Regions from separate parts of the Homo sapiens genome. Here region 2 is linked to region 1. The links are chromatin loops, found by intact Hi-C in ENCODE. Cell type or tissue: dorsolateral prefrontal cortex. All regions are shown on one strand. Each heading gives the region's core, and the rest is flanking DNA. Links, peaks and the distances in the headings are about the cores only.

What was found. Peaks named below come from ENCODE experiments on the same cell type or tissue, not always from the same donor. Only the 100,000 strongest peaks of a DNase experiment are listed, where the experiment ranks them.
Region 2: it touches region 1 in a loop (6-fold over the local background); 1 of 110 quality-filtered maps calls a loop at or near these places.

Annotation. Positions count from the first base shown.
Region 1 is chr4:151,621,272-151,623,771 of GRCh38, forward strand. All of the region lies in intron 7 of FHIP1A (FHF complex subunit HOOK interacting protein 1A), which reads left to right. Among named protein-coding and RNA genes, the nearest start is that of GATB, 140 kb to the right of the region's middle. In dorsolateral prefrontal cortex, for the core only: no CTCF peak of the experiment used is centred there; no DNase peak of the experiment used is centred there; H3K27ac peaks cover 2,235 bases.
Region 2 is chr4:151,862,244-151,867,965 of GRCh38, forward strand. All of the region lies in intron 2 of LOC127898557 (a long non-coding RNA gene), which reads left to right. Among named protein-coding and RNA genes, the nearest start is that of LINC03074, 91 kb to the right of the region's middle. In dorsolateral prefrontal cortex, for the core only: no CTCF peak of the experiment used is centred there; DNase peaks (open chromatin) are centred at 3,218 and 3,668; H3K27ac peaks cover 2,500 bases.

The sequences.
Region 1 (2,500 bases), core at 1-2,500:
AGATGATGTGCAGGTCTGGGACAACAGAGAGAAACGAACAGAATAACTGCAATTATTGAATTTGTTTGGGCAGATATGTGTGTGTTTTCTGCCTTCCCATTGTATTGAGGTCTTTCCGGTGCTCATGGAAAATAAGCTAGGAGTGAAATCTGTCTTTTATCATCAGAGCTTGCTTTGTTACTTTGTTACAGTTTGAGTGTCTAGGAAAATTGGTCTAAACTTAAATTCCACTGCCGAATGATACATTTAACCCATCAGGGAGATTGTGTGTGTGTGGCAGGGGGTGGTGGGGGGTGCGTGGGGGAGGAGTTGGGGGGGTTGCGTGGAATGGAATGGCAGGCATTAGATGCTGCGTTTTTGCAGTGGTTCTCAGATACTTCATTCTAGAGAAGCTGCTGGTTGGGGTTCTGGCCCATGGACCATTTCCCCTCTACTGTGGGTTTTAAAGTCAGTCTCATCAGCATTCAGTAGTATTGTCTTATTAATCAGGAAGATAAATAGGGAGAAGCCTGAGGAAGCATTTCTTTTTTTTTTTTTCCAGTGGATCACTTTTCGAGGTTGCCATAATTGAAGAGCATGGAATGAGTTACGCTCTGCATTTTCAATGAAATGTTATTCACTATAAATGGAAAATTTCCCCTGCTGTTCAGGCATTGTAAAATTAATATAACTACCCTGCTAAGGAAGGCATCCCCAACATGGGCTGTTGGAAATCCAGTGTTTTTATTAGTAACAGGGCTGCTGATTTCCATCTTGACACATTTATTGATTACTCTGAGTACCTGGTGGTGCATCAGGTCCTTTGAGAATTCATGTTGCAGGTCAGTTGTAGTCATTTCTGCAGTAAGTTTGCAATCTTAAAGGATGAATATGTGTATTATGAAAACTGAGAAGGGGAACTGACAGCCTAGAAAAGGGGAGTCTGAGAGGTTTAATAAGAATTCTGGAATAGGAAAGTTGAGTTTTGGGGGGACAGCATTTCTCCATCACCACTTATTAAGATGAGGGCAGGGTAAGGTACAATTTAAATTACAGCAGGTGGAATCTCCCTTTATAATGAGGAGTACTTTCTTCTGATGCAAAAGATTATGAGCCTCGACTAAGCTGTGTTGCTGAAAGAAGCCGTGTAATCTCTGTTTGAATTTGAAAGAAGGGTGTCGTGGGTGTCTGTGTTTTGGCAGCCCAGCACCAGACCTCTTTTTCTTTCTAAGCCTGTCTCTCCAGCCTTCTGGTGATTCTGTGAGACACCCCTTCAGTAAGTATCTTTTCTGCTTGGACCATCTGGAGTTAGTTCTCATAAGATTGTTGGGACTCAAATAACTGAAACAATATGCTTCGAATAGTCCTTAGTTGCATACTCGGTGCTCAGTAACTGGTCAGTGATGTTGTTTTTATTGTTTCTTAAATTGTAACCAAGAAGTTTGAATCAAAAAAGGACTCTGTGGAACAATTAGTAAACAAGAAAGAGAAGAACCAAGTGATCTTTGGAATACCCCTCAGATCTTTGTTTCTGAGCCAAAATGCCCCCATATTTCCTTGTTAATTATTACCTCAGGACCATGCTATGAATTACCTTTCTTATGGGTTATTTGGGTATTCAATAGTTAAACTTTATTAGATGAGGTTCAAGTATAATGGATCATATACTGCATTATACTCTAATAAATTATATCATAATGAAGCTGTAGGGTACAAGTTATGCACACATAGTATAGGAAAGGAGGCTATAGACGTAGCCATTTGCTGAATCCTCCAAGGAGAGAGGTTTATGATAAGCAAGCAAAAATAACTTTGGATGTGATGAAAGCAGTAACCCTTCAACTTGGCCAACGCTAGTTGCAGCATCGGCCCATTGGACATAGGACCATTTTTATTGGCAATGACAGCTTTATTCTTGTTCTGTCAGTATTGGTCAGCTTGTCCTGTGGGATTAGAATCAGGTTTAGATTGGCTAACATTGGCAAATACAGATGAAAATATGTTTTAGGGAGTTTCTGTGTCCCCTCTTAACCACAGCCTGTTCTAGGACACACTGAATCTTTGGGGCTGAGGTAGCCTATCCCTTGTGACCACCTCAAAATCTTCTGATTCTATAAAATGCCTGGGAGGGAATGGGGAGGGAGTGGAAATGGATGAGGTGTTCATTTTCTATAAGGGAGGTTGTACTTTTCCCCCTCCACCCCCGAAAATATGTACAGACAGGCAAATTTTGTTCTTTTGCCACCAACACTCCCGCTGACTTCCTGGTCCTTTTTTTTTTTTTTTTTTTTTCGCCTCAATTTGGCTTATTTTAAACTGATGACCCAAGTCAGGAAATAATAGCCATCCTTTACTGAGTCCTTTCTATGTGTTGAGATTTATGCACATTCTCTTTAATCCTCTTAATACTTTCAAAGATATTGATTATCCCCATTTTGCAGAGGAGGAAACAGGCTTAGATTAAATAACACAATAAAGGTTATAAAGGTAATAAATGTTAGGATTTGAACTCTAGTTTGTG
Region 2 (5,722 bases), core at 1,747-4,246, 240 kb after region 1:
CCTTCCAGGTCCCTCGGCTTCCTAGGAGATTGAGGTCTGCCCCTGGCCTATGTTCCCAGGGTGCCCTGGCAGCTCTCCAGTTATTTGTTGGGGAGGACCATCTTGGGTTCATAGCCAGCTAAGAATAAAGAAGTTAGACTGGGAAAAATGATATTTAGGAAGAGTTTTAAAACTTATTCACTCTACCATTCTTCTAAGTATTCTGAACCTTCTTCTGGGTACAACCAGGTTGGTAGGGAGCTGATTACTTGGGTGTCATAGTAGCCTCCAATCCATTGCTGGAGTTGAGTGCTAATGCCCCGTATTATTATTATTCAGAGACAGAGGCTTGCTCTGTCACCCAGGCTGGAGTGCAGTGGCTTGATCATAGGTCACTGCAGCCTTGAAATCCTGGGCTCAATTGATCCTCTCATCTCAGCCTCCCAAGTATCTAGGACTACAGGCAGGCACCACCACGCCCAGCTAATTTTTATTTTTATTTTGTGGAGATGGAGTCTCAATATGTTGTCCAGGCTGGTCTCGAACTTCTGGCCTCAAGCAATCCTCCTGACTCAGCCTCTGAAAGTGCTGGCATTATAGGTGTGAGCTACCTTGGCCAGCCTGCCCAGTATAATTACACCACTGACCAGTACTAAGAGTTTGTATAAGACAGCCTAGCGAAATATCACTTGGTCTAGAGCCTTGCTACTCAAGTGTGTCTCACAACCAGTAGCATCGCAGCATCACCAACACCGAGGAGCTTGTGAAACATGCAAAATCGCTGAGCACAGTGGCTCATCCCTGTAATCCCAGCACTTTGGGAGGCCAAGGCAATGAATCACCTGAGGTCAGGAGTTTGAGATTAGCCTGGCCAACATGATGAAACCTCGTCTCTAATAAAAATACAAAAAAATTAGCTGGGCATGGTGGCGGGCGCCTGTAGTTCCAGCTATGTTGGAAGCTGAGGCAGGAGAATCACCTGAACCCGGGAGGTGGAGGTTGCAGTGAGCCGAGACTGTACCACTGCACTGCAGTCTCAGCAACAAGAGCGAAACTCAGTCTCAAAAAAAAAAAAAAAAAAAAAAAAAAAAGAAACATGCAAAATCTCAAGCCCTATTTCAGAACTTTAGAAGCAGATTCTCCAGTGATCACAGCAAAATATGAGAACTGATCAATTCCTCATTTATGACATTGCTTGGTGTCCTCTTTATTAGAACTTCACAGGTAAATTTTTGTTTTGTTAGTCCCAAGACAAATTGCTCTTCAGAGCATTTTATTTGCTTTGTTGCTCTTACGGACATTGCAAATTGTGTACAGTTTCTCTTTTCCAGTTGGCTGCTAAATCTATACTGTCTTCTACACTTAGTGTAGTGTTTTGTATGGAGCAGAAGAAAAATATTTGATGCATAAACAAAATGAATCCATTCCCTATATTATTAAAAATAAAAGACTCCTAAAGTCCTCAAATGGGGTGGTATGCTTGTTTCAGTGGCATCATGGTACCAGAGAAATTGAGGAGGCTTTTGCTTACCAGCAGGCCTGAGGATATAGCCCCCAGGAAGCACTGGTGCTGACTGAGGAAGAGGAGCAATGGCTTCAGTTCTTGGGGACCGAGGAAGAAGCCCAAAGCTCTCAGTGACTGGCTCTCACACACCTGGAAGCTCTGCACATTATACATTGACCCTGTGAACTGCTCCCACGTGCCAGGTGGGACTTTTGTATGATCAGCTGGATAATGATGACATAGAGCCATGTGCAATGGGTGGGCCAAATGGACCTGCCCAGTTCCTGGTGCTGGGGCTGTGGCCATGTCTCCCTTTCTCCTCTATGCCACGAGGGGCCTTTGGACTGCCAGGCACTGGAACTCTTTTGCTACTTTCTAGAAGGGAGAATATTCCAGACCCCACCTCTCCTCCCAATCCACAGCCTCCCTCAGTGCTATCGCACCTTTTCTGTGCATGGTTACTGTGGGAGAAGGGAGGTAAGCCAAGCTGACTTGAGACTATTCAGCTCCTGGTGCTGCAGCAAGAGGGAAGTGATAGGCCATTGCTCCCCCTCCTGTTTGCAGGTATCAGCACCTTTCTGAGGAGGCTGAAGATATGGGGCTGGTGGTCATCTGCCCCTATCTCTCAGAGGTTTGGAGGAGAGAGGTTTGGCTGAACAAGGCATGATTGGCAGGCCTGTGCCGACCTCCTCCGGCCCTGCAAACAGCGGTACTTCTCAAGTGCCGGTAAAGTCACTTACCTGTCTACTGGGTTTCTTGGACCACGCAGGGTCATACCCATAGAAATCACAATTAGCAGATGTATGTGTGTGTTTGTGTGCAGGCACACATATATGTATATATTTATTACATGTGTTTATATGTATGTGTGTGTATATTCCCCCAGTCCAAGAACTAAACTCCCTTTATGGCACACCAAAACACGGCTTTTCAGTAATTTTTATGTAGCAAATTAGAGAGTTGTCTGAAGTCAGGGGGTACTGTAATTTGGAAGCTGGTCCTTCATCTAAACACGGCCCTGGGGGTTAATCAGCAGGTGCAGATAACTCGGCACCTTCCAGGATTTGGCGATCAATGGTAAAAATGGACAAACACAGACATGTACTTCAACTTACCCCACCAGGAACACCGCATAGCCTCCTGGCCTCAGAGGCTAGCACCTGGAAACCACTTCTTGTTGTCTTCCCACAACTGAAAGTAAGAGTGACACTATGGAATCTGTAGCAGAACCAAGCAACACAGTCCAGTTTGGACCACTGATGGGGTCTGTACAAAATGAGATCCGATTTTCCTTGTCAAGGAGTAGTTACTCTGGGACAGCCTTGGCTGTTCTGCCCACTTCATCCATTGTGAGCTATTCCCAGATTTCCTTCCTCAGAGGCGGCTGCAAATTTGGAGTGCACAGATATACACTCACATCTTAGATTACTTTTGCCAATGCACATTACCTTATGTTTATTTGAGTTAAGTTTCATCTGCCTTCAGGCTGCTCAATCCCCCCAAGTGTTTGAATGCATCTGGAGTTTCCTGCAAATCTCCTTAGTTTTTATTAGCCAAAACAATTTGGAGCTAGTTGAAATCTCTGGGAAGACATTACAGGACGATTATGTGACAATTGCTCGTGTAATCTGTGACCAGGTAGCCCAGGGAGGGACTGTGGGTTGTAAGCAGGATAGCACTTCTTTCAGCGTGTGCCTGATCTCACAGCCCTGGAGAGGTGCCAGGGAGCCCCACATGGTGTTTGTTTCTGCAAGTGGAAATGCAGATGTCTCTGCCTCAACCAGGGCTTGGAAGCCACCTTTTGGGGAAGTGACAGGGAGGCGTGTTACATAAGATCCATTCTGTCTGAGTGAATTGGTTATGGGAGAGAGAAGAGGAAGCAGAACAAGAGCTGGTGGGAAGCAAGTGAGTGAGAAGGAAGCTTGTGCAGCAGCCTGTTCAGATGTGTGGAAATACAAGTTTAATCAAGGGGAGGAGAGAGAATAGGAGTGTGGCACTATGGACTAGCCTAGGGAGGTAGAGTGGTCAATTTTGGCATATCCTGGAAGCTGGAAGTGAGGGGCTTGGACAGGGATGGAAAGAGCTGCCCTCAAGACCCAGAAAAAGACAGCAAGGAGCAGCCCAATCTGACAGAAGGAGAGAAAGCAAAAGGAGCTGTTTGCAAGAACCAGATCTCTTGGAGCCTGGCTAGTGCCAAGCTCTTGTGTGTGGGCAGAGTCTGAGCGGATCCGAGTGTTTCAATGAGCTAAACTAGTCAGCTTCAAGCTGTTCCATAGACAGTAGGTGTGAATCCAAAATCATTTCAGACATTCAGCTTTATAATGTTTCTTTTAAGAAAAAAAAAAAAAAACATGGAAGAAGCACCAGACCCAAATGATCACTTTTTCTCTTGGCCAGTTACCTGTACAAGTATCAGGCCAGTTGTAAAACACAAGTCTGGGTAGGTTAGAAAGGCAAGTTGCAGATGCCTCTTCCCTTACAGCAGCATTCATGGGAGAGCTTCTTTCTTTCTCTCTGCCTCAAGGATACTCACCATTCTTCTATTCCATTTTTAGAAACAGGCTGGCAACACACATTCTCCAGTCTCCACACAACTCTCCTCTCCTCGCTGGTCCGTTTGTCTCTAAGGCTGGTTGGTTGTTTGCATCTGCCTGAGTAGTTCGTTCATGGGAGTCAGACTCGGATGAAGGTTTAACAGTCATTGAAGGATCGTGACCACTTCCACTGCCTTGCTAACAAACCACGACCCCACTCTCCAATCTGCTGCACTTCGGTCTTGCTTCAAATTCCTGTGGCTGCAAGGAAGACCTATTGTTAAAAATGAGGAGCTAAGACTATGAGTGTTTGGGGGAATCAAATGCAGAGCTGCAGCCTGGGGTAACCTTGGCGAGCACTGTGGCCACCCAGATGGGGAAGCAGTGGACCAGAAGAGGGCCTCAGGCCCCAAGCTTGCCTGATTCATGGAGTTCTTCTTTCTCCCCCACTAAGTGGTTGCGTTAGTTTGATAAGGCTGTTGTAACAAAATACCACAGATTGGGTGGTTTAAATAACAGGAATTTCTTTTCTCACAGTTCTGAAGACTAGAGCCTGAGATCAAAGCGTTGGCAGGGTTGGTTTCTTCTGGGGGCTGTGAGGGAAACATCTGTTCCAGGGCTCTCTCCTTGGCTTCTGGGTGACCGTCTTCTCTCTGCCTCTTCTCATGGTCACTCCTCTGTACCTGTCTATGTCCAAACTCCCTCTTCTTAAAGGAACACCAGATGTATTGGATGACGGCCCAGCCCAATGAACTCATTTAATATTAATTACCTCTTTAAAGACCCTATCTCCAAATACAGTCACTTTCAGGTGTACGGAGGGTTGAGACTTCACATATGAATTTTGGGAGTGGACACAATTCAGCCTCTAACAGTGGTCAAGGAAGGTTTTCTTTCTTAAGTCTAGCTATAAAGAATACCCATTTGGAGAAACAAAACAGCCTAAGATAGTTCAAAAGGACACGATCTGACTCCTCATCCTCTCATAGTTCATTGTTGGCTGAGCCAGAGTCCAATTTCCTTTGCTTCAGTGAGTGGCTGCACAGTGTGAGGAGAAGTAGGGGCCTGCTAATGCCCTAAGGCTTTGCCAGATTCCTGATCAAGCCACCAGGGATGTCCCAGGAGTGTTGGCAATGGAACTGCCCAGGGGCTTGGCATTGTGGGCATCAACCTGATTAAACCTGGCCTAAGTGCTGCACCCAAATCATGTCAGAGGTGGATCAGGTTTTTATTCATTCAGGTAAAATAACAGGCAGTGTGCAATAGGGGATTATTTCAGGGAATGGGGTCACTTTCAAATGTTGCACAGATGGAGCTGGGTAGTGCATTCCACATAAGGGAGGGGATGTGGATGAATAACCTGGACTCAGCCACTTGGCCTAGATTGGGGAAGGAAATGATGCTTGAGCCCCTCTGGCTTAGTCACCTGGTACCATGAGGTAGCCTCGGGGAATGATAGTGAATGTCACCTAGAAGAGGGAATGCTCAGAACTGTGCCCCTGGAGCCCAGGCCATTTTGCTGGCTCTTGCTCAGGCAGGTTGCTCATGCTCATTCAGGTTGAAGGAAGCAGCATCTGTGTGGATCACCTGTGCTCCAACAAGGCCCTCAGCAGCACTTCACTTGGCCACAGGGCCCGGAGGCTGACCATAACCTATGGTGGCAGAGTCTAGCCTGGAGGGTGTCTGAGCTCCTGGAGGGTGACAG